7 separate regions of the Mus musculus genome follow, and regions 1, 2, 3, 4, 5 and 6 are each linked to region 7. The links are chromatin loops, found by intact Hi-C in ENCODE. Cell type or tissue: heart. All regions are shown on one strand.

Region 1 (4,000 bases), 450 kb before region 7:
AAATTCAACATTTGGAACTGAACATAAAAATCAAATAAAGCTCATTTGACTTAGGTGTGGCAGGGCAGAACTGATGAAAATAATCGTTTATATGTGAGTGTGAGGCTAGTCTGGTCTACAGAGGGAGTTCCAGGATAACAAAGGACTGATATACAAAGAAAGCCTATGTCAGCCAGGCAGTGGTGGCACATAATCCCAGCACAAAGGAGGCAAAGGCAGGTGGATTTCTGAGTTCAAGGCCAGCCTGGTCTACAAAGTGAGTTCCAGGACAGCCAGGGCTATACAGAGAAACCCTGTCTTGAAAAAAGAAAGAAAAGGAAAGAAAAGAAAAGAAAGAGAAAGAAAGGCAGAAAGAGAAAGAGAGAGAGAGAGAGAGAGAGAGAGAGAAGAAAGAAAGAAAGAAAACCTGTGTCAAAGGAAAGAAAGAAAAGAAAAGATAAATTTGGAGCTGGAGAGATTGCTCAGCAGTTAAGAGCAGACTGCTTTTCCAGAGATCCTGCATTCAATTCCCAGCAACCACATAGTAGCTCACAACCACCTACAGTGGGACCTGATGCCCTCTTCTGGTGTGTCTGAAAACAGCTACAGAGTACTTATGTAAAATAAAAAAATTCAAACCCTAAGTTATGAGTCTCACTTTATATTTTTTATGTCAATCATGTGTATATGTGCATGTCTGTGTGCTGGTGTGTAGGTATTTGCATGTGAATGTCGGTGCCTGAGGAGATGGAGTTCCAGGGAGTTTTTCCCATGCTTGACCCTGGTGCTGGGGAATCATCAGGAAGAACAAATACATGCTCTTAACCCATGAGCCATCCCCAGCCTAACTTCACTTTCTCCAACACTAAGACTGAAGCTAGGTCCTCCTACATGCTGGGCAACTGTTGTGCCTTCTATATAGCCTCTGCCTTCTTTTTACTTCTTGAGACGGACGCACTAAGCCCTGGTTGGGCATGAACTCATCCTGTAGCCAAAGTGTGACTTTGAATTTTAACAGTCTTTCCGAAGGTGCGATAATTAAAGGACCGACTGTTCTTCCTTCCGTTTGTTTCCCTCACCTCACAACAATGGCGACCGTAAGTAACTCCCTCACAGCGTTATTGTGAAGGCTAGACGCTAATAGTTTTAGGAAAGGCTGTGGTCCCCAGGCCTAGGGAATTTTAGGTACTCAACAGATGAGTTCTAAATGCAGCATCTCCCTTCTCTTGGCGCTCATACTAATAAAGAAATGAGAAGACAGATTCAGAATCGGTTTTTCCATCATCTGAAAAATGCTCACGCACGAAGACTCCGGGTAAGTATAAGTCCTGTTGTTGCCTGTGTTCAAGGCAAGGCAGTGTTAGCTGAAGAGAGCATCTAAATGAGTTACTCTGGGGTTGCATTAAGCCTCTCTGTTGTTCCAGCATAATGGATGACTTACACAATGTAATCTTTAGAGTTAGTTGTTCCAGGCAAATTACTCAGGTGAGTGACCGTGGGCAGGCGTTTCTTCCCGAACCCCACACTCTTTCACGGCCTGGATTAATTGCATCTCTTTCCTCGCCAGCATCTTTGCGAATCCCTCCCACAGACCCAGGCTGCCCACCGGCCTCAGGATTGATGGCGGACAGCAGGGAGGGGCCGAGTACAAAAAGAGGGGGTTGAATTATTCTAAACAAACACAAATCTAAGAGGGCAGAGGTAAAAGAAGACCGAGGAGGGAAAGAAAGAGTGTTAAGTGGGTTTTCCGGAAAAGATCCCCAAAGAGGTTTGGCTTGCAGCCCCGCGAGCCAACCTCCGCCCCTCCCCCAAGCCTTCTTCCCAGTGCTGAATTTTAGAGCGAGTGAGCCACGTGCTGGCTGCCTGCTCAGCGCCCTAGGGGAGAGGATTCGAGCGAGCTGGAGGATCTGCCTGCTCAGGCTGCTTTGCACAATTGGCCACAGTGCTTTGGTAAGAGCTGATTCCTCTAGGTGCTCATGTCCTGAAACTCTGAGCAGCGTCTTTGTAAAACCAGACTGAATACAAGCACATCACCTATCCCTTTGGGGTCACAGTTTCTACTCTGCCGGTTCCCTCCCTCATCAGGGACCAGAAGCAAGTGGCCTCTCTTCTATCTTTTCTTGCAATCCCTCTCTTTAAAGGAAATTACCACAGTCGCATAAATCTGTAACTTTTGATCCTAGATAAACTGTGGGGAGAAGCGTACCTGGCTGTTGCCAGGTAACTGGGATGGAGCTTAGACAGAATGCTAACACAAAATCATTGTAAGGGTCCTTGATTCCCTAAACAATGACACCCCAGACTCAAATAAAGGCAGCAAAGAGTGTTTTATTCTGCTGAAGTCCAGCATGCTGGGGTCTCTCCATTACCAAGATAGAGAAACAACCAAGTGAGCTTGCAGACCTGATTTAAAGCACATTAGAGGGTTCTGTGATAGTGGACCTTTATGTTAATCGGCTGGGTCATTTCTGTAGACATTCCATTACCAGGTTGTGGGGGCTGGAAACTTGCTGGAGAGGTCTGGAAACTGTTGCTGAGGAAGCAGCTGAGGAAGTCTGGAAACTGCTGCTGACCCATTGTCCTTGCCTCAGGCTAGGTGGTGGGGCAGCTTCTGAGGCCTGGACTTGCCTGGAATTGTCCAGTTCTTGAAAACAGCGATTTAGGCAGAGTCTCCTTAATTGTCAATTTGAAACCTGTCGTGGAATCAGCCTGGCCCTTCTCACCTTTAAATCTAAAACAGTAATACTTCTAATCTTTTACTTGATGTTTTAACCAATTCCATAAAAAAAATTCCTTTGGGCTGTTCTCTATCTTCTCAAGGAATTGCCTATACCCGATTTCTTTAAAACAAAACAAAACAAAACATCCTGGGCTGGAGAGATGACTCAGTGGTTAAGAGCACTGACTGCTCTTCCAGAGGTCCTGAGTTCAATTCCCAGCAACCACTTGGTGGCTCCCCACCATCTGCAATGGGATCAGATGCCCTCTTCTGGTGTGTATGAAGATAGTGACAGTATATATATATTTTATATATATATAAAATCTTTAAAAAATACCAAAAAAAAACAAACAAAGCAGACAAAGATGTCTTATGAATAATTACAAACTTTTTTTTGACATTAGTTTCAAATCTAGAGCCTCACTAATGCTAGGTAAAATGCTGAGTTAATAGCTACACACGTGTGCATGCGTACACACACACACACATTTAAATTATATGCATACATTTAGATTTGTTTATTTTATGTGTATGAGTATTTGCATATATATACATACATACATACACACACACATATATATATATATACACACACACACAGATACACAGAGAGAAATATAGGGAATTTAGGGAAAGCATGTCAGAACTGAAAGCCTGGTGGAACTGGAGTTCATGGGTGGGTGGTTGTAGGCCACCAAATGGGTGCTGGAAATCAAACCTGGATTTTCTGGGAGACTAATGAACACTCTTTTTTTTTTTTTTTTAAGATTTATTTATTATATGTAAGTACACTGTAGCTGTCTTCAGACACTCCAGAAGAGGGAGTCAGATCTCGTTACAGATGGTTGTGAGCCACCATGTGGTTGCTGGGATTTGAACTCTGGACCTTCAGTAGAGCAGTCGGGTGCTCTTACCCACTGAGCCATCTCACCAGCCCCACTAATGAACACTCTTAACCACTAAGACCCACTATAAAGCCTAGGCTGGCCTCAAACTTTTAACAATACTCTTGCCTCCTGAGCCTTAGGGTTCTAATGAACCACCACCCCTCCCAGACTCCTTTGGGATGCTTTTTGGATTTTGTTTTTAAATATTTTTTAAAATTTAAAAACATGTAGAAGATGACCTTGAACTCCTAATTCTCCTGCCTCTGCTTTCCCAAGAGTAGTATTTTCACTACATCTCACTAAAGAACACTTCAATACTAATTGAGATGATAAAGTGGGTTATGAGGTACATTGTATGCATAGGTGTGTGTGCATGCGTGCATGTATATATGCAGGTGCTCTCAGAAGGCCAAAA
Region 2 (4,000 bases), 290 kb before region 7:
GGAACAAAGAGGAGTTTACTCCTAGCAGAGCCATGGGAGCTGGTTTAAGGCTTCCCATTACCCTGAGAACTGTCACACAAAGTGCCAGGATGAGGCACAGGCCAGGGAGCCTCAGGGGAGGTAAGACACGGTGGTCTTTGCGTCACCAGCCCTATCTGACACTGACAGGCACAGCTAAACTCTCCATCTATGTGTCCCCTGAGCCAGGGACATGCTGTACTTTGTTTATAAATATGAGAGACACCCCTCTGTGCACGCCTTCTCCCCACCCCCACCCCAGCCATCCTAGCAGGGAAAGTCCAGGAAGTCAAGAGATAGCTTGAGCACCATAATGTTTTGTTTTGTTTTATTTTTAATTTTACTTTATTGGTGTTTTGGCTGTGCGAATATATGTCTGTGTGTCTGTGTGAAGGTACTGGAGCCACAGACAGTTGTGAGCTGCTACCTGGGTGCTGGGAATTGAACTCAGGACCTCTGGAAGAGCAGCCAGTGCTCTTAACCGCTGAGCCCCAGCGCCATATTGTTAGCCTCTAGCACCTGGATATGGCTACGCTTGCTGGCCAGATCTGAAGCAACTATAAGTTGCTCAGGAAACCTTGAGTGGAAGAGAGTCAGGGTGCACTATCTGTAGCCTGATTTTGAACACAGATGAGACCCAGTGTGTCTCAGCCACTATCCTTCCTAGAGGCAAGGCAAGGGCTGACTGTCTTCCCAGGACCCTTCCCAAGATAGAGGCCATGCCTGAGACTGACCTAGGGCCCATCAGTCCTGCCCACTCCCACCCTTCCCTACCACAAAAACAAGCTTCTGTTTAAGGAGGACATTTATTGCTGAAACCCTGAGAAGTGTGCCGACATCGCCTCACCTTCCCTGGATTTTCAGATAAAGCCTGAGGGTCAACTTACAAAAATAAACTGTTTTCTGCATCTCCATGCTGATGAGACATCATGACTCACGCTATTGCTGTGCTCAACTTCCCATGGAACCCTGGTCGGTCATGCACAAAGGAGCAGGTGCTGGGCCCAGGCTCTGCCTGCCTGACACACTGCTGTATGGCTCGGGGCAAGCCTGCCCTCTCTGGGATGGAGGCCTTGCAGGCGGGGCTCACCAGGCTTCACTTCCACTGTCGTCCGGTCTGTGTCGCTCTCGCCCTTTGCATCTGTCACTTTCAGGTGAAACGTGTAGGTCCCCTCCACCAGGTTGGAGAGGAAGAGGACAGGGTGGTGGTCAGAGTGATTCAGCACCTCCTGGGGGCGGGAACGACATGGCTGTGCTCTGGGACAGAACGCCACCCCTTTCTTGGAGTTAGCTATTGCTTGAGCCACACAGCTCTGCTGGTGGACAGTCACCGCACTGCCCGCCACAGCTCCTAGGGTCAGGAGAGCCAAGCCCCTGAGCACAGCAGTTGTAGAATGACCCACGGGAAGGCCTCCCTGACTCCAGAGCACAATCTCAGTCTGATATCGGGGCCTGCATGGCTAAAAAAGATCCTGGAGGGTAGGAACCCCCTCTTCACCTCCCCCCTGCCCCGTCACATCCTGACACACTCACTCACCCCTGCGGCTGGGCTCGTCTCATCTCGAGTCCACAGGTAGCTGACTATCCCCTTGTCATCTGAGGACCTCGAGCCATCCAGCTCAGCTGTGCTCGTGGGCAAGGTCACCACCACGTTCCCAGCGATCTTGGCTACTGGCGGTTTGTTTATTTCTAACCAAGGAGACATCAACGACATAATGTGACATTCTGGGAAAGCAAGGCTTCACGTGCAGAGCTGCTGAGGAGCTCAGCACAGAGAGCACCTCGAATAGGGAGCTGTTAGTGCTTATCCAAGAGTGCAGAGCAAAAGCCACGCAGAGGGGACAGCATGCCTCCCTCCTGTGGCTCTACAGCAGGTCTCCACTTTAAAGGAATTTAGTGACTAGAAATGAAGACCAGGGTGCTTAGAACCAGAGGCTCAGGCTTTGCTAGTTAACAGCATAACCTCCTTTCAAGCGCTACTCTTGGTGTGTCTTCTCTCCTTGTGCTTCATAAGAAAAAGAAGAGTGTGACCCCTCTAAGCTGCGGCCCCACAGACTCTATGGCATGGAAGGTCGTCTTGCCAGGGTGTTCCTCAGCTTAGTCAGCACAATTCTGTTTGGATGTCACCCGCTGACGAGGTGACTTTTCTACTACCAGTCCATGGCCTCTCCCAAGTCCTCCCCAGACCCTGTGAAGCCAAGAGGACAAGGCAGATAGATGTTGGCCAGAGGCTGCAGTGCAGCCGCCATCCCAGCTCCTGCCAGCAGGTGTCACTGTAGCTATCAGAGAGTCACAGAAGCCCAAGGACTTAGCATAGAGGCAAAAGCAAAATGCAAAGCAAATAGCTGTCAGTGCTTTCCATTTCATGTAAGAAGGAAGAGCAGGAAGGCGGCGTGGGGCTGGGGCCAGCGGGAAGGGAAAGGGGCTTTAGAATCAGCAGCCACTCTCAAAGCTCCCTTCCCGGAGACTGCTTTTCCTATTTGCCTCTAAATCAATCCTGTACCACATAAGACAGGGCGGACTCCTGGGCTATCCCAGGAATAGATAGACCCACTAGGCTGCTGCACATGCCCACAGCAAGACGCACCTTCTTTGACAATGACATTAACGGAGCTCTGGCTCTGTAGGTTCCTCTCATCTTTGACAGTCAAGGTGAATACATAAGTCCCGACTTGCAGCCCAGTCACAGTGGCGACACTGCTGTTGGCATTCTCCAGCTGCACCCCGTCAGGTCCCCTAGACGAGAGAGTAATCAGAGGGCGGAGTCGTACCTGTCTGCTGCTCCCCTGGCAGCAGGAAGAACAATTATTACCTCAACTGAGACAGGAACAATTGTTTCCCAAACCCTGACAGGAAATGTTTAAAAATATTCCGTTTGGAAAGTATCACTTGGTCCTAAAACACAGGCTACTTCTGGTCAGAAAATTCCACTCCTCAGCTGTCAAGCACATCTCGGCTTGTCTTTTATATGAGCTTCTAGAGCATTCCACCCTTATTATTCTGGCTTATATAAGCAGTAAGTCCTCTGAGCAGCTCTGGGATCAATAGGGGGCTCTAGGATGAGGCTTCTGAAAAGCGTTTCTGGCCCCGTAGCTAGTGTGCTAGCAAAGCAGCACACTGCACTTCTTATCCACAGCCCTGAGCCGCCCTTCAGCCCACCCTGGAGAGAAGTCAGGGAAGGATGCAGGCCAAGGGGGCCAAGGACCTCTCAGGATGAAGCCATCTTCTCTCCATATCGCAGACTCCTCTAGCCCTTGGACAGCGCCACAAAACACCAGGACACTAACTACATCCTGCCTCCTTCGCACTGAGTCTCAGCACAGCGGCCTGCAGCAGGCTTCTGGCCAGCACACAGGCAAGGGCTGCACACATCCAGAGCCCTGCACACCCACGCATCCTTCCAACTAAGGACACCCAGAGAAAGCTTCCAGCTCCTAGCTCTGCTTTTGAAACTTATTACCTCTGACCCCAGCGGCTTCTCCTGAATCAGTCTCATCTAGGAAGCTCCACTAAGCACTATTTACACTGCAGCCACTGCTGAGCCTCTGCTTGGGGGCTCATCAGGTCTGCTTACAATAAACAGCTACAAGAAAAACACATCAGCTAAGGGAGACCCAGCTCTCCAGGGCAGCTGAGGAAAAGGATGTCTACTGCCTAACACGGACTTCCTAAGTAGATATTAAAACCCTTCCCCACCCACCTCCAATGCTGTAATAAGATCTCACTCTCTCTCTCTCTCTCTCTCTGTGTGTGTGTGTGTTTGTGTGTGTGTGTGTGTGTGTGTGCGTGTGCGTGTGTGCGTGTGTGTGTACACATATGTGTTAGGGGTAAACCCAGCCTGTCTTTGTGGCTGCTGTTTTGGAACTGGAGAATGTTTTCAGCTTCCCTAGAATCCCTTCAGTTCATGCAGAACTCTGGATACAAGTTAAATTCCATTTTCTATGGTTCATAAAAGCTGAAAGAAATTGTACAATCAGGAATA
Region 3 (4,000 bases), 680 kb before region 7:
ATCACAGATCTAAAAAGACGTCATGAATTGGCCTCGGACCTGACTGGGCCCACTACTTCTAGCTTTGTGACTCTGGAGAGCCCACTTACGCCTCCTTGAGCTTCATAAGCCCTTTCTCTCTGAGGCACTGGTCCCTTGGCAGACCCTCAGGAGGCATTCAAAAACCTAGGAGTGCCTCCTTTAAGTTTCTCAGTGAAGTTGTGTCCTTTATAACTCCTGCGAAGTGTCCACCCACAGGAAGCATCAGAGAAAATGGCAGTGCGAATCTGGAGTTTGCAGCTGCTGACTGGATTAGGCTGGAGCAAGGAAGAGCACTTGCCTGTCCTCTTTGGAAAGCGAATGCGCATTCGGTGATTTCTAACAATAACCAGGGCCCCACCCACCCTCCCACCCCATCTATGCTCATTTGTACACGTGCCGTGGGCCGAGCACTGAACGTGGGACAAGGCTGGGAGGCAAAGGGACCTGGTTTGAATGAGGGGCGAATGGGTCCCTTCCCTCTCCTTTACACACCAGCAGGACCCCTCTCAGAAGGCACAAGTCCTTATTGGGATGACCGGGATCCCCTTTCTCTCAGCTAACTCTTCTCCCAAAGGGCTTAGACAACCCCTGAGGTCCCGAACCAAGAATGCTCAAGCTCCTGGCCCTTTGTCTTCCTTTCCCACACCCCCATCTTATTAGACACCCCGGCTCCCCCAGGTGGCCTCTTCTGGAGAGATTTGGCTCCGGTGCAGTTCTGCGGTTTTATTTTTCCTGGGATACTCAAAGGGATGTGGGAACAGCCACAGGTGTGGTGAGGGAAAGCCCCTGTCTCCCCTCCCCAGATGTGGGAAAGGGGAGAGGCCCAGGCGCCCTGGTCCTGGATTGGTCCAGCCACTGTGGTCCCTGGGCCCTGTGGGCAGAGGGCTGAGGGTGGAGCCCTGGGAAGGTGGGGCGGGCTCCTAGGCGGGGTTCGGGATTCTTCATAAAAAGCCACGAAGCTTGATCCCCACGAAGCCCAGCCCCGCGGGGTGTGGGGGGGACGCAGAGCCCAGATGGGGGACCCGGCCCGGCCTGGCCCGTGGAGGGGTAAAATAATGGCAGAGATGGTGCCCATGGGGGGAAAAAGGTGAGGGGGTCAAAGCGTCGGACCAGGAAGATGGGAGTTCCAAGTGAGGGGCGCAGGGCGGAGAGGCACGACCCCCAGCCTAGCCCGGGCGCCTTTGCGTGGGATCAGGAAGGTAAAAAACCCACGAAAGCGCGGCGGGCAGAAGCCGGGGCGTGCGGTGCCGGCAGGGCGGGCGCACGGAGCTGCCCGCGTTCACAGTGACCTCGACGCTGGGTGTACAGTACGGGTAGAAAACCGCGGGCCCGGGTCGGACTGGGCGGCCCGGGCGGGTCACAGCCTGGTCTGGGCCTCGGGGATGTAGATCTCGATGCTGTCCGCGCTCTCGGTAGCCGAACTGTGGCGGAACGAGGCGGCGCGCTTGGCCGCCAGGAGCCGCTTGCGCGCTTCCTGCCGCTGCCGGTCCACCGAGTCCAGGGAGCGCTCCTTCACCGGCACGCCCCGCCCCCGCGAGGGCTTCTTTGGTATCGGCGGAGGGACCTTCTTCTCCTCCTGTCGGGAGAGCGCAGAGCTGAGCCGAGCCGCGGGGAGCACCGCAGCATCCCTACTTGCGCCCCGTCCCCCGCCCTCCCCCCCGTGCAAGTTCCCCATGGGATGGATTTCGTGAGTCTCCCAATGGGACAGCGTCTAGAATTGGCCACATCGCTGGGACTGGAGGCTTGCAGGCGCACGAGGTCAAAGCTGGTCAAAACCCCTGTACCGGTCTCCAAAGAATAACGGGCTCGAGCGCCCCCTGGTGAAGCCGTTTTCAGCTAGCACCTACATGCCGGCTGAGGGGTTGTGGGGAGCATTGTCAAGGGCTCCAGGGGCTGGCCTAGTCTCACCTGCGACACTCATCTCAGACATAAGTCTAGCCAGTAGAAGGCTGAACATCGCCTAGAAAATCTAGCTCTACTCCCCACATTGCAGCTGGTCAGAGGTGGCCAGTGTGCAGCAGTGTGAACAGCTGGATCAAGCACAGGGCAATGGCCAGGGAGCATGGCTGTTTTATCTAAAGCTGTTCCTGCTGCCCGTGCGTCTGTTTCCCTGTGACTTCTCCACACCCACACACCCCTTTCTGAGAAGGACATTACAGAGTGTGGCTTCCTGGTCTGACGGGTCCCACAAGCACACCTTCGGCTCCAGGAGTTTCCAGCTGTTGGCCTTGAGTTGTTGTAGTTCCAGGAACTTGAGGGTCACATCCTCAATGGAGAGCTGCAGGAGGTCCCAGAAACCGGCCAGGTCCTGGAAGGTGGGCACAGGGAACGCAGTGGGGTCCTGCCGTGGTGGGACACACAGGGGGGGGGGCAGCCAGTCAGGGAGGTCTGACCCCAGGCAGGCTCAGGGAACGCTATGCTCAGTCTAGGGAAATGGGTTGAGGAATGGGCAACAGGGACAAGGAAAAGCCAGGGTCTCTCCAGCCTGGGCACAACGGGCCCAACCTTGAGGCTCTGTACTCCAACAAGTCACATCTGACTTTTTTTGGGTTCTTTGGGCCACACATAAGCCACCCTTCCAAGTCCACAGACCTGGTCCTATCTCTCAGTCACGCTGGGTCACCTGTCAGATCCACACACCTCACTCTCTCCTCACAGACACTCACCAAGCTTTGCTGACACAGCCTGAAGAACTGCTGGACCTTCTGAGACAGGAGAAGTTGCGTACTGCCCACGGCACTGCGAATCTTCTCTAAGACTAAAGAACAGAAGGAGGCTCAAGGGGCTGGGGGCGGGGGTGAGATCTCTCTTTCCTAACTCCCCAGGAAGTTGAGATGCTCACTTCCTGACTAGTGTACTGGCTCATCTCCTCCAGCCCCCTTCCCATCCTATACTCAAACTTGCCTACAACAGCTCCTATCCAGCCACCTCGAGAACTTTCATCCTCAGTGAAGCTCCTTCCATTACACAGCCTGCATTTACCAAGTGCCGATCCTTCTGTAGGAGGAAGGCCTCCCACCTGTGTTCCCTGTCTAGCCCTCCAGCCCTGGCCAGAACATCAGCTCAATGGTCAGTCACTGGCCGTATTCTGTCACTAATCAGTACATGCCTCCTTGGTTTGTTAAAAATTTTGATTCATCTCTGGTTAGGGATTCTGTGGGAAGCCTATGGCTCCCTTCAGAGTGGACTCATAGGGAAGGGGTATACTGTTTGTGACAGGGCTATCTTCCATGCCAACCCTCCCATTTCTTCCTCAGACTCGTTCTTGCTTGAACTGCCTCCTCTGAATTCCTCACTCGCTGAGGAATCCCAGCATCCCCTGGGAGAGTCCCATCTTAACAGCTCAAATCAGAATGTCTGTCGTGTGGTCCCAGCCTCACTGTCAAGCTTAGACTGGATTGCTACACTTGCTCAGATTTGAACAGATTGTTCCCCATGGAGTTAGTGACTTAGACTGGTAGCTGCCTACTAGAAAATCTAGCTTTTGGCCTGGTCATGATCCTCCTAAGTCCTAGCCTTGGCCTCTAAAGATGTCCTGTTCCCAGTAAGAACTTCAAGTTCTAGCACTGAAGGACCAAGCATGAATGGGAGGGACCTGCTGGTGCATTGCAGCCAGGGCTACCATCATGATACCCTGCGCCTGCCCACGCTATCCAGCACAGGATGCCAGCGCCCCTCTCCCCTGTGTGGATGGCAGCGGACTCACTCTCCTCGGGCAGCTCATAGTCCTCCGCCTCACGCTCCATCTGCTGGCACCAGTGTTCCAGTTTCTCCACCTCTGCCCGCAGCATCTTGATGAACCACTCGCCATCCCGTGGGCAGGGGGACGTGCGGCCTGAGTCGGGGAGGCTACGTGAACCCCGCTCCATCCAGGAATCACGGCGGCCGGACCCGGGACCGGGGGCTGGGACAGGGGTAGGGCCAGGCGACCCATCGGTGGCCGGCGGCTCATACGGCAGTGGGTAGCCCTCGCGGTAGG
Region 4 (4,000 bases), 190 kb before region 7:
ACCCCAACCCTGGTTCCCAGGCTGTTCTGCCTGCAGGCTCCACCTAGGCCCCCAAGCCTGTAATCATCTACTGAATGCATCCTGTTGCTTACCCTCTGCTGCCTATGCAAGGCAAGGATATTCACTTGAAAACAATTCTCAGGTAAACCTGAGAAGACAGACTAACCTGTACCAAGTGGCTTAATACCCAGAAGGCAATGCAACTTTAAGCAGTGACTTCTATGGAGGTCAAAACAAAATGGGCCTGGAATCTCAAGCTCCCCAGCGCCTTGACCAAGTTCGGAGAAGTAAACAGGCTCTGGGACCTGAGGGTCAGAAGGGGCTTACCAGGTAGACAAGCAGGAGAAGGCTGTAAAGACATGCCATTCCTGTACCATGGCCCAGTGGGAAGAAGTGTCGGGTGAGGGCGGGCCAGATCATAATGTGAATACTTATTATGATTTTTTTTTTTTGAGATAAGCTTTCTCTGTGTAGCCTTGGTATCCTGGAACTTGTTCTGTAGAGCAGGCTGGCCTCAAAATCCAAGAGATCTGCCTGGCTCTGCCTCCTGAGTGCTGGGTGTACCCAGCATTTTAAATATGCGATCATGCCAAAAAAGGACCAGACAGCAGATTTTGGAGCAGATTAAATGGAATCTAGTTTGCATTTTAGAAAGATGGCTGACTGCGAAAGGAACGTCTGGAGTCCGCTGAGTGTGATGTTATGTCGATTGTAACTCAGCACTCTGGAGGCTAGAACAGGAAGGAGGTTTGGGGGCCAACTTGGGCTATGTAGCAAATGCAGGGAGACTGGGTGGGGAGGCAAGCAAAGAAGGGAGACTACTAAGGCAGGGGAGGGAGGGCTCAGACCGAGGGGAAGACATTAGAACTAAGTCAGTGATGATGAGAAGAACAAGGATGTATAGGAAGGAGTTAGGAAACGGGACTCAGCAATTAGTAATACCTGAAAAGGAGTGAAGAATGGGGAGCCAGCGATACCCCGGGTTACTGACTGTGACCGCTGTGTGGATAGTAGGACCACTCTGTCATGGCAAACATTGGGGGGGAAACGGATTTATGAAGGAATTGGTTTGGTGAATGGTTTGTGTTATTTATGGAACATTGGAGGAGTGAGTCCCTCCCCTAGCCTAGAGCACGGGAAGATAACAGGTTTGGGAGCTGTCAAATATTCTTTAGAACCAAGGGAGAGGCAGATTTGGGAGCTGTCAAGTGTTCTTTGGAATCATGGGAGTAACGGGTAGTCTGGGGAAGTGAGGGAAAGGCCACAAAGCAAATGATTACTGTCCACGGTCCTTGCGGTTGAGTTGCTCTCCTGCATGCCAAGGCCAGCGAAGCTTGAGAACAGAAGGCAGACTGAAACCTGCCTTCTCCTGAGGCTCCGTGAGAGGGTTCCAGACTCCAGAGTGAGCAAGGGGCTAAGCGGAAGCTTGCAAGGCAGGGCTGGCTCTGTCTGGGTGCCTCCACTGAGACAGGCAGGGGAGTGTTGAGCTGCAGTGGTAAGCTCCGGCCACTAGATGGGGCGTCAGTATCTTTTGCGAGATTTCATCTCAAACATTTGCAGACAGACCTGTTAGGAAGAGGAATCCGGCTCTGTCAACAAAGGAGGACAAAAAAGTTTGGGGTTTGTTTGTTTGTTTTGTTTCGTTTCGTTTCGTTTTGTTTTGTTTTAAAGAGGAGAAAACGTGAGCCTTGGAAGAGAATAAGCCAAGAATGTCAACTGAGAGTCCATGTGTATTTGAGCATGCATACCGATGTGTATATATGTCTTATCAGTGTATCTGTGCCTGTTGTGGTCTCCGTTTTCCCAGGGGTATCTCTCTGCCTTCCTCATGCCTTCATCCAGGTGTCTGTATCTAAAAAAAAAAAATAAAATAAAACCATAAGAAATCATCACCTGCATGCTTACAATGTGAAGAACCCTTGCCCCTGAAACAGAAGGGCCCAGTCTGAAACCCTGGTATTCCACAGCTCTGCTGGTCTCCAGAGAAGTAGCTCATGAAGCACATGTCCCTCCTAGAAGAAATAAGCACAGTTGCTCGTTTGTGCTCACTTATAACTGGGCCTTATGTGTAGCTATGCTAGGTCAAGGTCACATAAGAGCCCTTCCAAAGAGTCCCCTAACAGATTTGGAAAACTGTAATTATCTTTTTGGTTACTTATTTATTTAGTAGCTATTTGTTGGCTGCTTGACCCACTCCAAGCAAAGTACTAAATAGACTTTTGACTTTTTTTTTTTTAGATTTATTTATTTATTATATGTAAGTACACTGTAGCTGTCTTCAGACACTTAAGAGGGCGTCAGATCTCATTATGGATGGTTGTGAGCCACCATGTGGTTGCTGGGATTTGAACTCCGGACCTTTGGAAGAGCAGTCGGGTGCTCTTACCCACTGAGCCATCTCACCAGCCCGACTTGTGACTTCTTTAGACTTTTTTTTTTTTTTAAAGATTCCTTTATTGTTTTATGTGTGGGGTGTTCTGCCAGCCTGTCTGTGCAGCGCAATGCCTGTGGGGGCCAGAAGAGGGCGTCAGACTCACCAGATCCATCAGAACTGGAATTACAGATAGCCATTCCTGCCATGTGGGTACTGGGGATGAAACCTGACTCCTTTGAAAGAGCAGCCGGTTCTCGTAGCCTCTGAGCCATCTTTTCAGTCACACTCTTCCCCCCCCCCCTCCCCCCCAACTTTAGACTTCTGGTGAAGCGACTCACAGAGCAAGAAAGGAAAAGTAACCAGGAGTCCTGGAGTGCTAGTCAGCTTCATTCCTGGAGTGGGCCAAGGCCATGATCCCGGAGGCATTTTGCATAAGGGGAGGGGCATGGGCCAGGTGAAAGATGCTGAATGAACCAAGGAGCTGGAAGTGGATCACAAGTCTGAGAAACGCATGCCATTGTTAGAGGCTTGTTGCCAGGGCCTATACAGCACAGCCCAGATCACACTGGGAATTGTTAAAACAGATTGCTGGACTCCACTGCAGAGTTGCTGAGTCAGAGGTTCTGAGGTAGAGCCCAAGAACTGGCATTTCTAACAAGTCCCCAAATGTCACTCACTGGCAATGAGGGACTAGGTCTATGAGAAAGAGAGTAAGGAAGCTTCAGGCTCAGAGAAAGGGGGCCACGTGTTCTCTGAGGCACCCGCTCAGTCTCTTCCATGCCGGGTGCTGATTGATTCTAAGTAGAAACACTCAGGCTTTGGTGTGGTGTTTCATGCCTGTGATCCCAGCACTTTTGCAGCGGAAGCAGAAAGTTCATGAGTTCTAGGCTAGCCTGAGCGACATAGTGACACCCTATTTCATAAGCAAAAACAAACACAATCACAAACAAAGAAAATTGGCAAGGTTTAAAGTTGAAGCATGGGGTATCATTTATGGTGCTACAGAATTCAGGAGGATAAGCAGGTAAGGATTGGGATGGCAGGAAAGATGTGAGTTCAGTTTCTCTTGCAAACTTTGAATAGCTTCAGGAGATGTCTGCGGGAAGCGGGTGCGCCCGCCCGGCAGGCCCGTGAAACCCACTCGGTTACTGCCTTGCCCGAGCATGCGCAGTGAGGCTGCATGCGTGGGCTGCAAACTTTGAATAGCTGCAGGAGATGTCCTAAGGCAGAGGCTTTCAACCTTCCAGGTACTGTGACCACTTAGTAATACAGTTCCTCATGTTGTGGTGACCACCCCAATCATAATTTTTTTTTAAAGTATAGAATAGTTAATTCAGGGCATGGGGAGGGAAGTTGAGAGGGTAATGGGGAGGGGGGAACAGGAGGGAGAGGACAGAGAGAGCAAGAAGACCCATAAAATTGTTTTATTGCTACTTAAATAACTGTAATTTGGCTACTGTTATGAGTTATAGTGTAAATATTTGTGTTTGCTGATGGTGCAACCCCTGTGAAAGCATCATTTGATGCCCCTAAAGGGGTCACAACCACAGGTTGAGAACTGCCGTCCTCGGGGATAGTTCAGTTGGCATCAGTGTGTATGCTTTTGGGTTTCTAATCAGATTGACA
Region 5 (4,000 bases), 760 kb before region 7:
TGGGAAAAATTAGGAGGTGTGGCCTTGTTGGAGGAGGTGTGGCCTTACTGGAGGAGGCATGTCACTGAGCTGGGCTTTGAGCTTTCAAAAGCCCCCACCAGGTCCAGTCTCCCCATCTCTCCACCTGCAACTTTCAGATCAGATGTGAGTTCTCAGCTACTACTCCATCTTATGCCTACTTCCCTGCCCCCATGTTCCCCGCCATGATGATAATGGATTAAGCCACTGAAACTATAAGCCAGCCCCCAGCTAAATGCTTTCTTTTATAAGTTGCCTTGGTCATGGTATGGTTCTATTGTTACAGCAATAGAACAGTGACGACGACACTAGGCAAGCACAACCAAGCTTCATTCCTAACCCCTCCAGCATCTTCCAGAAAATCAAGCCAAAGCCTTCAATATGAGACTGGCTGAACTGCAAAGACAATTCATGTCCCAGGCCCAGAAGGTGTTAAAGTAAGGGCACTAAGTGGTAAAGAGTGGGGTCCTGTAACTTGGAATGGAGATGTGTGGGAGGACCAAGGACTTTCGATCCTCAGCAGAAGATGTGCTCCCATCCCCTGCAATATTTTCTGCCTTTGACTGAGGAAATTAACCCTTCATTGTCTGCTAAACCAGCATGAATTTCTCTTAAGGAGATGCCAGGCAAGCCAATACTGATGTCCCCCAGGGCCCACCAATAGTTGTCTCTAGATCTATAACCAGACCAAAGCTTAAGGCAGTCTCGTAGCGGAGAGATAGAAAGTGTGGTTCGCAAGGAAGTACTACTCATGAGGTACTACTAAGGAGCTTAATGAGTTTGCTAATTAATTCAAGCAGAAGTCTGAGGAATATGTGTGGGAATGGATCTTAAGGGCATGGGCTAATGGTGAACGGAACATAAAACTGGGTCAGGCTGAGTTTATTAATATGGGCCCATTGAGTGGAGATTTTTAGGTTGAATGTGGAAGGTGTTTGAATGGTTAGATAAAGCATTTGTCAAAAGATGGCCGACTGAAATGGAGTTAAAGATGCCCGATATCCCCTGGTTTGGTGTTGATGAAGGAAGTTGAAGGAAACCATGACGTCAGAGCAGGTACCCTATGTAAAACCTAATTCTCCACAATGGAAAGGCCCAGAAGATGTGCCATTCACTAATCCTGTGGCGTGCAAAATGGTGATAGGTGTACCAACACATTTGAAGAGCTCTGTTATTGCCCTTTTCCTTGTGCCAGACCTTAGGGTTGGAGGCGCTGCTGCACCGTTGCATGAATTAAGTGCAGTGGGTTTAATTGAGCCCCAAAGTAGAAAGGAGCAGGGGCCAGGTGGCAGCCCTGAATCAACAAAGGCAAAGTGATCAGAGTCATAATGGCAGCATAAGCAAAGCAATGTCATAACGGCCTGCCCTGTAATGCACAGGCAAAGGGATGTTTGTGGTGGCATGACTTTTGGGACGGGATAATCAACCATGGTGTTTCCTGGCATGGAATAGATAAGATGCCTACTAAATTTTTGCCCAGCCCTGGGCATTGAGCCTTTGACAGAGATCCATTCAGTGCACGGATCCACCAGGAGTTTGTATCTTTCTGCAGTCATGACTAAGTTCACAGCAATCATCACTCTTACCACTAGGTGGCACTCATGTCCCTTTGGAGTGCACCTCTTCCCTTCTGGGAGGCTTGAGGGGTCAGAGCAGGCATCCTTCATTCCTGCCATGGATGAAGATGCCACTTAGAAGTCTCCAAGTCAGAGTGTAGTACACGTGGGCACCACACCCGACAGCCCCAGACAACCAAGAGAACTTTTTGTCTTCATTCATTCTAGAACACAGGACTGTGTTGTGTGTGGACTGATTTTGTGTTGTTCCCCCCCCCCCCACCTCCAAACCATATATTAAAATCCTACCCTCGGTGTGATGGTATATTAGGTAGTGGACCTTTGGAAGATGTTTGGGTCAAGAGTAAACCCCTGTCAAATGGGATTAGTGTCCTTATAAAAAGAGACAGGAGAAACCCAGTATGGTATCACCCACCTAAACTCCCAGCACTTGAGAGGCTGAGGCAGGAGGATCATCAGTTTGAGGACAGTTTGGTCCACACAAGGAGACTCAAAAGACAAACGAAAACGAAAGGGTGTGGGATGAGTTGAAAAACGGCTCAGTTGGTTAGAGAGCTTGCCTAGCCTGCACGAAGCCCCGGGCTCAATCTCCAGCACCCACAGAGCTGAGTGTAACAGCGTTCCCTTAATGTTAGCATTCAGCAGGAAGAGCTAGAGGATCAGAAGTTCAAGGCTATCCTCGGCTATATGTGGAGTTTGAGACCAGCATGGCCACATGAGGTTGTTGGGGGGGGGGGGGGGAGAAGGGAGCGGAGTAGCTGAAGGGAGAGAAGAAGAGGAGGAGTGGAGGAAGGGAAGAATTTTTTTTTAAGGATCTTTCTGTCCTGTGAATATGTCAGTCAGATGTCCTTTCCCAAGAACCTGGCCATGCCGCATGACAACTGGTCTCTGGCTTCCAGACCTTCATGGAAGGAACATTTTGGTTTAAATCATTGAGGCTCAGGTATTCTGTTGACAGCAGCCCGGCCTAGGTAAGACACCCCCCGCCCCCCCACCTCCTGCTCCTGACCCTGGGAGGCTGGCTGAAGAGGAACTGAGAATCACACAAACATTAGGGAGTTGGGATTCCCAGATGGGAAGGGGCAGAACCATGGTGACACCAGATCCCTCCCGGAGCAGAGCACCCTGTCGTGGACTGGCCATGAGCTGTGACAGCAGAAGCCGACCTGGACTTGCTACCAGCTGGCCTGCCACCTGATGCAGTCTGCACGCGTCTGCCTGTGTCACTCGCATAGTTTATATTTTAACACGTCCTGATGGGGGGACATGCTGCAAAAACCCAAAGGGAGACCACAAGTTCCTCTGTCCCCAATGATCAAAAGTCATCTCTGACAGGGCCTGACGGTATCCGCCCTACCCGACAACTAGCCTTTCACCTTCTTCAACTCCTTTTCAATCACCTGTCTCAGTCACGCCGACCTCCTCATTGCCCCTCAGGGAGGAGACACCAAGGCACACCCCTGCCTCAGGAACTTGACACCCAGGTTCTCTGCACCTGGAATGCCTAGGCAGCCATGGGACTTCCTTCTTCCTTAGAGGCTCAGCCTCTGTGGCAACTGTTTGGTGCAAATTTCTCTTCTATAGGAACTTGAAACTGGATACTCCGTGTGCTCTGTGCCTCATGTTCCCTACACCCACCCCGCCACCATATTTGTTTGAATCACTAACCATTTTTTTTTTTTGTATTTTATTTTTGGTGTTTTGTTTTGTTGTCTTTTCTGTCTTCTCACAGCTAGAAAGTAAAGTCCAGGAGGCTAAGAATCTCTTGTGTTCTCTGGCTGCCGACAGTGTCCGGACAGTGTTACAGCATCAGAAAGCACCCAGTAAGCGTATGCTGAATTGGTAATTCCATCTACAGGCCTGGTGCCCTGCTTTGCGCTGCTTGCCTGCCCGTAAGATGCTTCCAGTGTAATGGGGCAGGGGAAGCAAAGAGAAAGGCAGGCAGGCATTCAGTGGATACCACTTCCACCTGGCCAGAGAAACCATTCTGGAGATATGTTGCATAGCAATGTGAATATATTTGATACAGGTTGAAGTTAACTTGGTTGAGTTGGCAGGTTTTGTTTTGATAGGGGTGTGTGTGTGTGTGTGTGTGTGTGTGTGTAAAATGAGGCCCTCCTACACACCCACTGCATCTGTGTTAAAGGTCCTGCCAAGCTGACTGATTAGAACTGTAATTATAGGGAGCAGAAATGTTAGCGGGTCTCAAGTCAAATTACCTTAGGTTATCTTTACCACCCCCAAAGACAGGTATCGCCCACCTCTGCATTCCACCTAACACCCTTGGGACAATTAGGTAATATCTTTGGAATACACAGACTCCTAGCTTCCACCAATCCAAAGGCTAAGAGCATCCTGAACGCATCTGAGGCCAGCAGGAGGGACTTCCCTGCTTTGCCAAGACT
Region 6 (4,000 bases), 120 kb before region 7:
TGTTAAGGGTAAAAGAGATCATTTTGCATAATGTCTACTAACTTGTTTTTGGAGTGCTGAGGCTGGGGCCTTGTATATGGTCGAAACATATGTTGCCACTGAATTGTAGACTCAGTCCCAAATTACACAGATTTGAACCTAGGTTCTACCACCTGTAAGCTTAGAAACTTTTTCTTTGATAATTTTAAAATTTTTATTTATTTATTTAGAGACTCTCTCTCTTGTTCTGCACAGGTGCACATTGCCACAGAACAGGTGCACAGGTCAGAGGACAACCTGCAGGATGTTGGGGTGGGGTCTCTTCCTCTGCCATCTGGGTTCTGGGACCAAACTCCGGTTGTGAAGCCTGGGCAAAAGCATCTTTACTACTGAGTTATTTCAACATCTCCTTAAGAAAGTTTTGTACATATACACACATATACACACACACACATACATATATACACATACATAGATATGTATACGCACACATATATGTACACACACACACATATATATGCATGTGTGTTATATATAATATATACTATATCTATACATCTTAGTTATACATATTCTGTCTCCAAAACTAACTGCAAGAAGGGCACATAGTAGAGCCAAACTTTTAACAAATTAAAATGTTAACGATGGACACACCTGATACATATATGCTTCAGTTTGTTAAGTGTTTGTCCAATGCTAACTCCTTCACTCAATCCTCTCAACAAGTTTTGAGTTGGTTATTAGTAATTTGAGAGATAAGAAAATCTGGGCACGGGAAAAAAAATAACGTACAAAACTCACAGAGCAAATAAAGAGAGGCCATCTCTGCTGCATTCCACTATTTAACGACAAGTAAAATCTAGCAGCCAGGGAAAGGCGGAAGAGGCTCTGAGGTGAGCCACTGAAGACAGCGGAAGCAGAGTGGAAATGCCAAACTCTGGGGAGTCTCACTCTCCCCAAGATCCCACCTTAGGGCACCCACAAATTATAACTTCTATCTGGGGCGACTGAAACTTGCCAGAAATTCAGAAATTGGAGGCGCCGGGCACACACTTGAGCTCTCATAAACTTAATTCCCTCACGCTGAGCAACTCTCACCTAGCAAGCCTCATCTGACCCAGAATCCCAAACTAGAGCCCTAAGCTTGTCTGCCGGCTCCCCCGGCTTCTCAATCCTGCAGTGCCAGCAGGGCAGAGCACACTGGGCTCCATCTTCCAAGCTGCCCAGAGGGAGGCCCACGGTCCCCTTCACCAACTCCCGCCGACTGCCCCTCCAGCCAGGCCCGCCGGGCCTCCCCCTGCTTCCTCTCACCGTCCTTCATCTGGACAATATTGCTGGCGGCCACTCGGTCGGAAGCGACGAGGACATAGTCTGGGCCCTGGATGCCAATGAGGTACTCCATGGTGCCGGGAAGCGGGAGGCTGCAGAGGCCACGGACAGGGACACTTCCCGGGTACACGACCTCACCAGTGAGACAGCACACCCGGACTGAGCTGGGGGTGACGCAAGACGCGCGACGGCCCAGTCACTGGCGCGGCCCAATGACGTCACCTCTCGCGAGAGAGCAGGCGGGAGCTTGGGTGCTTTTCCGCGCTGAGATTGCGGAGTGGGCTGGTCTAGAGGTGTGGTTTGGAAACGTAGCTGTGGGTGATGGGGCGTTGCGTTTCCTTATCTACCAAGTCGAATTTTAGAGTTTGCACGCAAATCAAGCCGTACCCTGTGTAAGAAGTACCAGCACGTGTGGGTGCTACAGAGGAGAGGAGGTCTTCAGCTTTCTGGTTTTCATTTCCTTGCTCGTTAAACAAACGGGAAAATTTTCCCTGCAAGCCAGATTGAAGAACAATTTCCCCGAGCCATAGAGTTAAGGACCAGGGGAGCAGCCTAGGACAACACATCTCAAAAGCAAAACAAACAAACAAACAAAAAACCTACTTGGCGGTGGTTCCCTCTTGAAATCCTAGTACTGGATAGACAGAGGCAGAAAGCACGTTAGTCAAGCCTGTCCCTCGAACCCACGGTAGAAAGAACAGACTCCCCAAAGTTTTCCTCTGACCATCACACTAGCGCGTTCATCCCCAATACAAATAATTTTTAAAAAAAATTTTAAATTTAAATATTTTACTATACTTCTGTTTCATTACATTTAAAATATTATTTTAAAAATGTATTTATTAATGTAAATGAGCTAAATACCTAATAAAAATGGGAAAAAAAAGTATTTATTTACACTCCAGCCATTGCCCCCCTCCCCAAAGTTCCTCATCCCAACAAATTTTTAAATGTTCACTTTTATTTACTTATTTTTTATATTTTGATTTGTCCCGACAGGATTTCTTGGCTACTCTGAAACTCACTCTTATAGACTAGGCTGACCTCGAACTCAGAGATCCACCTGCCTCTGCTTTCTGAGTGCTGGGATTAATGTATTGTGACACCACCACCCGGCCTTTTTTGAGAGATGGGGTATTACTACTATGTAGCCTTGGTTGTCCTGGAACTAATTTAATTGTGTTGACCAGACTAACTTCAAATTCACAAAAATCTGCCTTCCTCTAACTCATCAGTGCTAGAATTAAATTCCTGATCCACATGCCCTACATGAAATATTTTGGAAAGAGTAAGATAGGAAATTAGGGATGGACTGGAGAGATGGACCCGTGCTTAAGAACACTGGCTGCTCTTCTGGAAGACCTGGAATCAATTTCCAGTACCCATAAGGCAACTGGAAGACAGCTATCAGCAACTCTGGTGTATCTCTGTCCTCTGAAGGCACTTCACACACTTGATGCACACACATACATTCAGGCCAAAACCCCATAACACATAAAGTAAAAATAATTCTTTTAACAATAGAAAGGGTAATAGAGGAGAGACTACAATTAAACTGCATATAGAAATGTCTTAGTGAAACTTGTGACTTTGTACAGTTAATATACTTGTGCCGGCTAGTCCTCTGTCAACTTGACACAGACTAGAGCTATGTGAAATGAGGCAACCCTTAATTGAGAAAATGCCTCCATAAGGTCCAGCTATAAGGCTTTTCTTAATTAGTGATTGACGAGGGAGAACCAACCCATTATGGGTGGTGCTGTCCCTGAGCTGGTGGTCCTGGGTTCTATAAGAAAGCAGGCTGAGCAAGCCATGGGAAGCAAGCCGGTGAGCATCCCCCTCCCCCGTAAGGCCTCTACATCAGCTCCTGCCCCCAGGAGCTTGACCTGTTTGAGTTGCTCTCCTGACTTCCTTCAGTATTGAACAGTGCCATGGAAGTATAAGCTGTTTCCTCCTCAACTTGTCTTTTGGTCATGATAGTTCATCCCAGCAGTAAAACCTGTAACTAGGACCGTACTTTAATAATAAAACCTTTTTGCCAGTCAGTGTGGTGCACACCTTTAATTCCAACAGTCTGAAGGCAGAGGCAGACCGATCTCTGAGTTTGAGGCCAGCCTGGTCTACAGAGCAAGTTCCAGGGCAATCAGGGCTACACAGAAAAACCCTGTCTCAAAAAAAAAAAAAAAACAAAAAAAAAACCACAAAATAGAGTTTATTAAATATACATTATCTTTCGAATGTATCCAAAGGAATGTCTGCACAATAATCAAAACATTTCTGCACAGACTAATGTGTTGCACCACTGCGGTAGTGATGAAAAGAGGACCAACTTCCATGTTTAAGTAGAGATGTTTTACATATGCTGCTAATGGCACACAGTGATACACTACTCATCTATTCCAAAGAATGAGATGGGGCTGAGGTGATGGCACCATCAGTAAAGTGTTTATTTCACAAGCTTGAGGACCTCAGCTCAAAGCTCTGGAACCCACAGGCCTCACACAGTGCTATGTGCCTGTAGCCTCAGTGATGGGGAAATGAGGGGTGCAGGCCAGGGGGTCCCTGGGAACTCATGGGCCAGCCAATCTGGCATGAATGGTGACGTTCAAGGCCTCAAAAGACCCCACTTCAAAACAAAAGAGAAAGTGGAATGTGCCTAAGGACACACATGCACGCACACACACATGCACAC
Region 7 (4,000 bases):
TTTCAATGCAGGAAGTGAACTGGGAAGAAGTTCCCAGGATTCTGGGAGTGTCCCACACCTGAATTTTTTGCTGAGGGAACCTTAGACCCCAGTGGAGGCTTTCTCCATCAGTTCATCCCTGGAGCAATCCTAACCTGCAGAGTTAATGTTTTTACCTCTTCGGGTCGATTCTCTGTCCTTTCTTCCCCATGTTCTATAGGCAGGCAAGAATGTCCTTTCTGGACTGTATTGTCCCAGCTGACTTGTCTTTTGTCTTCTGAATGGTCAAGCCAGTGTTAAAACTCCTTACAAAGTTATTATAAAGAGACCAGCTGGCACAGGGAAAGAAAGATCTGAGTATTTATTATCCTCCATCCCACCCAAACCCCCCTCCTCTCTAACTCCCCCCACCCCCCTTCACCTATTCTGGTATGGTGACCAACTCTGTCCAGTTTGCTTAGGACTTTCCCAGGTTTAGCACGGAAAACCTCACATCCCTAGAATCTCCTCAGAGGATACGAGGGATGACAGTCACCTCTGACACTGGTCTCCCCTTTATCTGAATACACATTCAGATAAAAAACAACTCCATTTCTCCACATCTCCGCCCACTTCTACACCCCTAAGGGTCTTGAGCTGGGGATGCAGCTCAGTAGTAGAGCTCTTGCTTAGTTAGTTTGCATGAGGCCCTCCCTGGTATAATCTCCAGGCTTCCAAAAAATACAAAAAAGAGTCCCATCCTCATATTTTACCCCCTTTTTAAAAAAAAAAAGGCTATTTTACTATGACCGTATACATCAATGATTCACAAATATGCATCTATCTGTAGCACTTCCTCCAGCATTTGGAGGACTGACTTTTATTGGCCATACAGTTTGTGACAAACAATGGGCAGAATTTTATAATCATCATTCTCTTAATCTTTGGAGGAAGCGTGTAAGGGAAGTAATGTGATCGTCTCGCGTCCACTGTCACCTGCTCTTTATGATTTCCAGGCTCACCGAGAGCATCCTCCAAAATCTCCCTTCTCCTGTTCTGTTGCCCCAAATTACACTTCTGTCTAAAGAATTATTTCTGAGGGCTGGAACGACAGTTCAGAGGTTAAGATCACTGGTTGCTTTTCCAGAGGACCCTGGTTCAACTCCTATCACCAACATGGCAGCTCAAAACTATTCATAACTCCAGTTCCAGGAGCCCTGATACCCTTTTCTGGTCTCCATGGGCAACAGGCATGGATGTGGAGCACAGACATACATTCAAGCAAAATACCCATAAACACCAAAATGAATAAAAATGACTTTCATCTGTTAGCCTGTACTTCTAAAATTAGGCACTTTGGATCTTGACATAGCACACAGAATCAGTATACACAAATCAGTTCTAGGCCAGCAAGATGGATCAGCAGGTGAAGGTGCTTACAGCAGAGGCCTCAACCACCCTAGAGCCTAGGCGAGTTCTGTCCCTAGAACCCACAGTGGACGGGAAGGAGAGACTCCTCAAAGTTATCCTCTGATCTCCACACATATGTCGTATGCAGCACTAGCATATGTCTCTCTCTCTCTCTCTCTCTCTCTCTCTCACATACACACACACACACACACACACATAAATAAATAAATAAATAAATAAATAAATATGCCGAGATTACAAGTACATGAGAAAAATGGAACTTAACACATTCGTGCCATTCTCAAGTGTTCTGTTATTATTTGTTCCACGGAAATGAACAAAATCGAGCTAAAGAGTAAGAAAAGCTTGAAGAGATGCCTACAATGCTATTTTTGACTCTTGGTTTTGTGCTGAGAATCAAAGCCGGTGCCCTCATCCATGCTAAATAAATGCTCTCCCTCCCTGATATGTCTCTATATTTCTTTTCTTTTCGAAAAAGAGTCAATCATGTTACTATAGCTTTACTATAATTCTGTAGAATTTATGAACTGATTTAATCCAAAGGCCTGTGACACCTTATTTATGGAGAAACACTGCCACCCAGTGGTAAGTTTCAGTAATGTTATTCTACTTTTTTTTTTTTTTTTTTTTGGTGGAGGGAAGGCCCTGGCCCATGTGGAGGACTGATAACAACGTGTATTCTCCTTCTAGCATGTGGAGTCTGGGACTAGAATCCTCTGAAGCTGGAGTTAAAGGGACTGTAAATCACTAGGCAGAGGTGAGAGCAGCAAGTGCTCTTAGCCTCTAAGCCATCTTTTCAGCATCCCGATACCCTACTCTTCTTATCTGAAGCCATGTAAAGAAGGCTTGGGATGTAGTTGAAAAGGAGAATCTCTGTAAGATTGTTCGAAGAGTTATTTAATCAAACTTGTCTTTGGTAGTAGAATGGAATACTTATATCACCAAGCACTGAACTTCAAACTTTTTTTTTCATAATTTAATTTCAAACAGCTTTAAAGCTTTTACAGAATATCCTTCCTTCAGGACACATCTGGTTCTCTTTTTTAACACAATACCTCCTCCTAATTCTTAAAAAAGAAAAGAAAAAGAAAGAAAGGAAGAGAAAAGAAAAAGAGAAAGGAAGAAAGAAGGAAAGAAGGAAAGAAAAAAGAAAGAGAAAGAAAGAAAGAAAGAAAGAAAGGAGAAAGAAAGAAAGAAAGAAAGAAAGGGAAAGGAAAGAAAGAGAAGGAAAGAAAAAGAAGGAAAGAAAGAAGGAAAGAAAGAGAAGGGAAGAAAGAGAAGGAAAAAAAAAGAAACAGCTGGAGAGATGGCACAGTGGTTAAGAGCACTGACTGTTCTTCCAGAGGTTCTGAGTTCAATTCCCAGCAACCACATGGTTGCTCACAACCATCTGTAATGGGATTGGATGCCCCCTTCTGGTATGTCTGAAGACAGCAACTGTGTACTCATATGCCTAAAATAAATTAATTTTAAAAAAAAAGTCATGCGAGACCTGAAACATAGGTGTTTAATTGTTGAATGAGTGATCAAAAATCATACAAAAGGCAAAAAAAAAATCCCCAAAAAAAAGACAAAACAAAACAAAAACAAAACAAAAACAAAACAAAACAGGACCTTTCTCCAGGGTGAGTCAGCATCCAAACGGGTTATTTTCTGTGTAGAGAGGCTCCTATGCCTCAACTTTGTCCAACCTAAAGTACTTATAAAAGAGTCACCTGCTCTTTCCATAGCACCTGTTTTAAGCCTATGATAGACATGAAGCATGCAAAGACACATAAGAACCAGCTTATTCTCAGAGACCCCCCCACCCCCTACTGCCAGTTGGAGACAGGCAAGCAAGCAAGTATATGCAATATGTAAATGTGTGCAAGCGACTGTGGAGAGCTGGAGGGAGAAGCAACCATAGCTGGCGACAGACGATGGCTGGGGCAAGTCAGGGAAAATGACTCACTCACTGAATTTCAAAGATGAATTAGTGCCTCCGGCTGGCACAGAAAGCCTTCCATGTATGTGCAGGGGCTTGATAAAGCAGGTTGTGTTTGGGGAACTGAAAGTAGGTCACTGTGACTTGAGCACGGGGTATGGATGTGGGGATGGAGGGGGGGCCAAAATGAAGGCCGATAGTTACACGAGGAACAAAATGTCTGGAATGTTCTACTCAGAATTTAAACAGAATAAACGGGGCAGTTGAGGAGTCGGGGTAGAAATGGTTAAGGAGAGTGACGTAATCAGATGTATATGCCTGAGAAAGATTACTCTAGCAGTGTGTGAAAGGTGAATGGAAAAGGGATTAGACTGGGGGCAGAGAGACCAGTTGTCTCTGGGAGATTTCCGGAACTTGAACTAGGTTGATGATAGCAACAGCGGAAGAGAGATGGACTGGAAAAAAGAGGCAGAGTTAATAGTGCTGGTTGGATGGTTAGCTTTGAGGGGTGAGAGTAGAGGTGACTCCAGTGACAGACCATGATACTACCCATCAAAACTAGGAATACAGGTCACTAAGTAAAAACTCACTCATCAGAGGCTGAAGAGATGGCTCAGCAATTAAGAGCACTGACTGCTCTTCCTGAGGTCCTGAGTTCAATTCCCAGCAACCACGTGGTAGCTCACA

The links. Hi-C counts contacts between places; a loop is a spot of excess contacts. Peaks named below come from ENCODE experiments on the same cell type or tissue, not always from the same donor. Only the 100,000 strongest peaks of a DNase experiment are listed, where the experiment ranks them.
Region 1: a loop joins it to region 7, with 2.3 times the contacts of the local background. A loop is called at or near these places in 3 of 42 quality-filtered maps.
Region 2: it touches region 7 in a loop (5-fold over the local background); 17 of 42 quality-filtered maps call a loop at or near these places.
Region 3: a loop joins it to region 7, with 3 times the contacts of the local background. A loop is called at or near these places in 10 of 42 quality-filtered maps.
Region 4: it touches region 7 in a loop (6-fold over the local background); 19 of 42 quality-filtered maps call a loop at or near these places.
Region 5: it touches region 7 in a loop (3-fold over the local background); 9 of 42 quality-filtered maps call a loop at or near these places.
Region 6: it touches region 7 in a loop (2.4-fold over the local background); 4 of 42 quality-filtered maps call a loop at or near these places.

The regions. Positions count from the first base shown.
Region 1 is chr4:127,003,111-127,007,110 of GRCm38, reverse strand. No RefSeq gene overlaps it. Among named protein-coding and RNA genes, the nearest start is that of Sfpq, 16 kb to the left of the region's middle. In heart, no CTCF peak of the experiment used is centred here; no DNase peak of the experiment used is centred here; H3K4me3 peaks cover 1,103 bases; H3K27ac peaks cover 876 bases.
Region 2 is chr4:126,838,353-126,842,352 of GRCm38, reverse strand. AU040320 (expressed sequence AU040320) reads right to left here. Exons shown (of 21, transcript NM_133886.2): 13 at 2,606-2,754; 14 at 1,556-1,707; 15 at 1,109-1,247. Among named protein-coding and RNA genes, the nearest start is that of Gm25604, 21 kb to the left of the region's middle. In heart, a CTCF peak has its summit at 2,261 (motif pointing right); DNase peaks (open chromatin) are centred at 2,242 and 3,362.
Region 3 is chr4:127,233,747-127,237,746 of GRCm38, reverse strand. It overlaps Dlgap3 (DLG associated protein 3), which reads right to left. Exons shown (of 12, transcript NM_198618.5): 9 at 3,728-4,000; 10 at 2,688-2,779; 11 at 2,219-2,362; 12 at 725-1,597. The coding sequence ends at 1,379. Among named protein-coding and RNA genes, the nearest start is that of Gm52707, 2.2 kb to the right of the region's middle. In heart, CTCF peaks have their summits at 1,574 and 1,824 (motif pointing left); DNase peaks (open chromatin) are centred at 1,556 and 1,826; H3K4me3 peaks cover 1,409 bases; H3K27ac peaks cover 996 bases; H3K27me3 peaks cover 3,421 bases.
Region 4 is chr4:126,739,127-126,743,126 of GRCm38, reverse strand. No RefSeq gene overlaps it. Among named protein-coding and RNA genes, the nearest start is that of Tfap2e, 4.9 kb to the right of the region's middle. In heart, CTCF peaks have their summits at 1,500 and 2,513 (motif pointing right); a DNase peak (open chromatin) is centred at 1,496; H3K4me3 peaks cover 299 bases; H3K27me3 peaks cover 1,244 bases.
Region 5 is chr4:127,317,455-127,321,454 of GRCm38, reverse strand. No RefSeq gene overlaps it. Among named protein-coding and RNA genes, the nearest start is that of Gja4, 5.4 kb to the right of the region's middle. In heart, a CTCF peak has its summit at 1,605 (motif pointing right); a DNase peak (open chromatin) is centred at 1,604; H3K27me3 peaks cover 1,818 bases.
Region 6 is chr4:126,675,136-126,679,135 of GRCm38, reverse strand. Psmb2 (proteasome (prosome, macropain) subunit, beta type 2) reads right to left here and starts at 1,493. Exons shown (of 6, transcript NM_011970.4): 1 at 1,291-1,493. The coding sequence starts at 1,381. In heart, no CTCF peak of the experiment used is centred here; a DNase peak (open chromatin) is centred at 1,515; H3K4me3 peaks cover 1,933 bases; H3K27ac peaks cover 1,267 bases.
Region 7 is chr4:126,552,679-126,556,678 of GRCm38, reverse strand. No RefSeq gene overlaps it. Among named protein-coding and RNA genes, the nearest start is that of Clspn, 2.3 kb to the left of the region's middle. In heart, CTCF peaks have their summits at 1,966 (motif pointing left) and 2,793 (motif pointing left); no DNase peak of the experiment used is centred here; H3K4me3 peaks cover 485 bases; H3K27ac peaks cover 188 bases.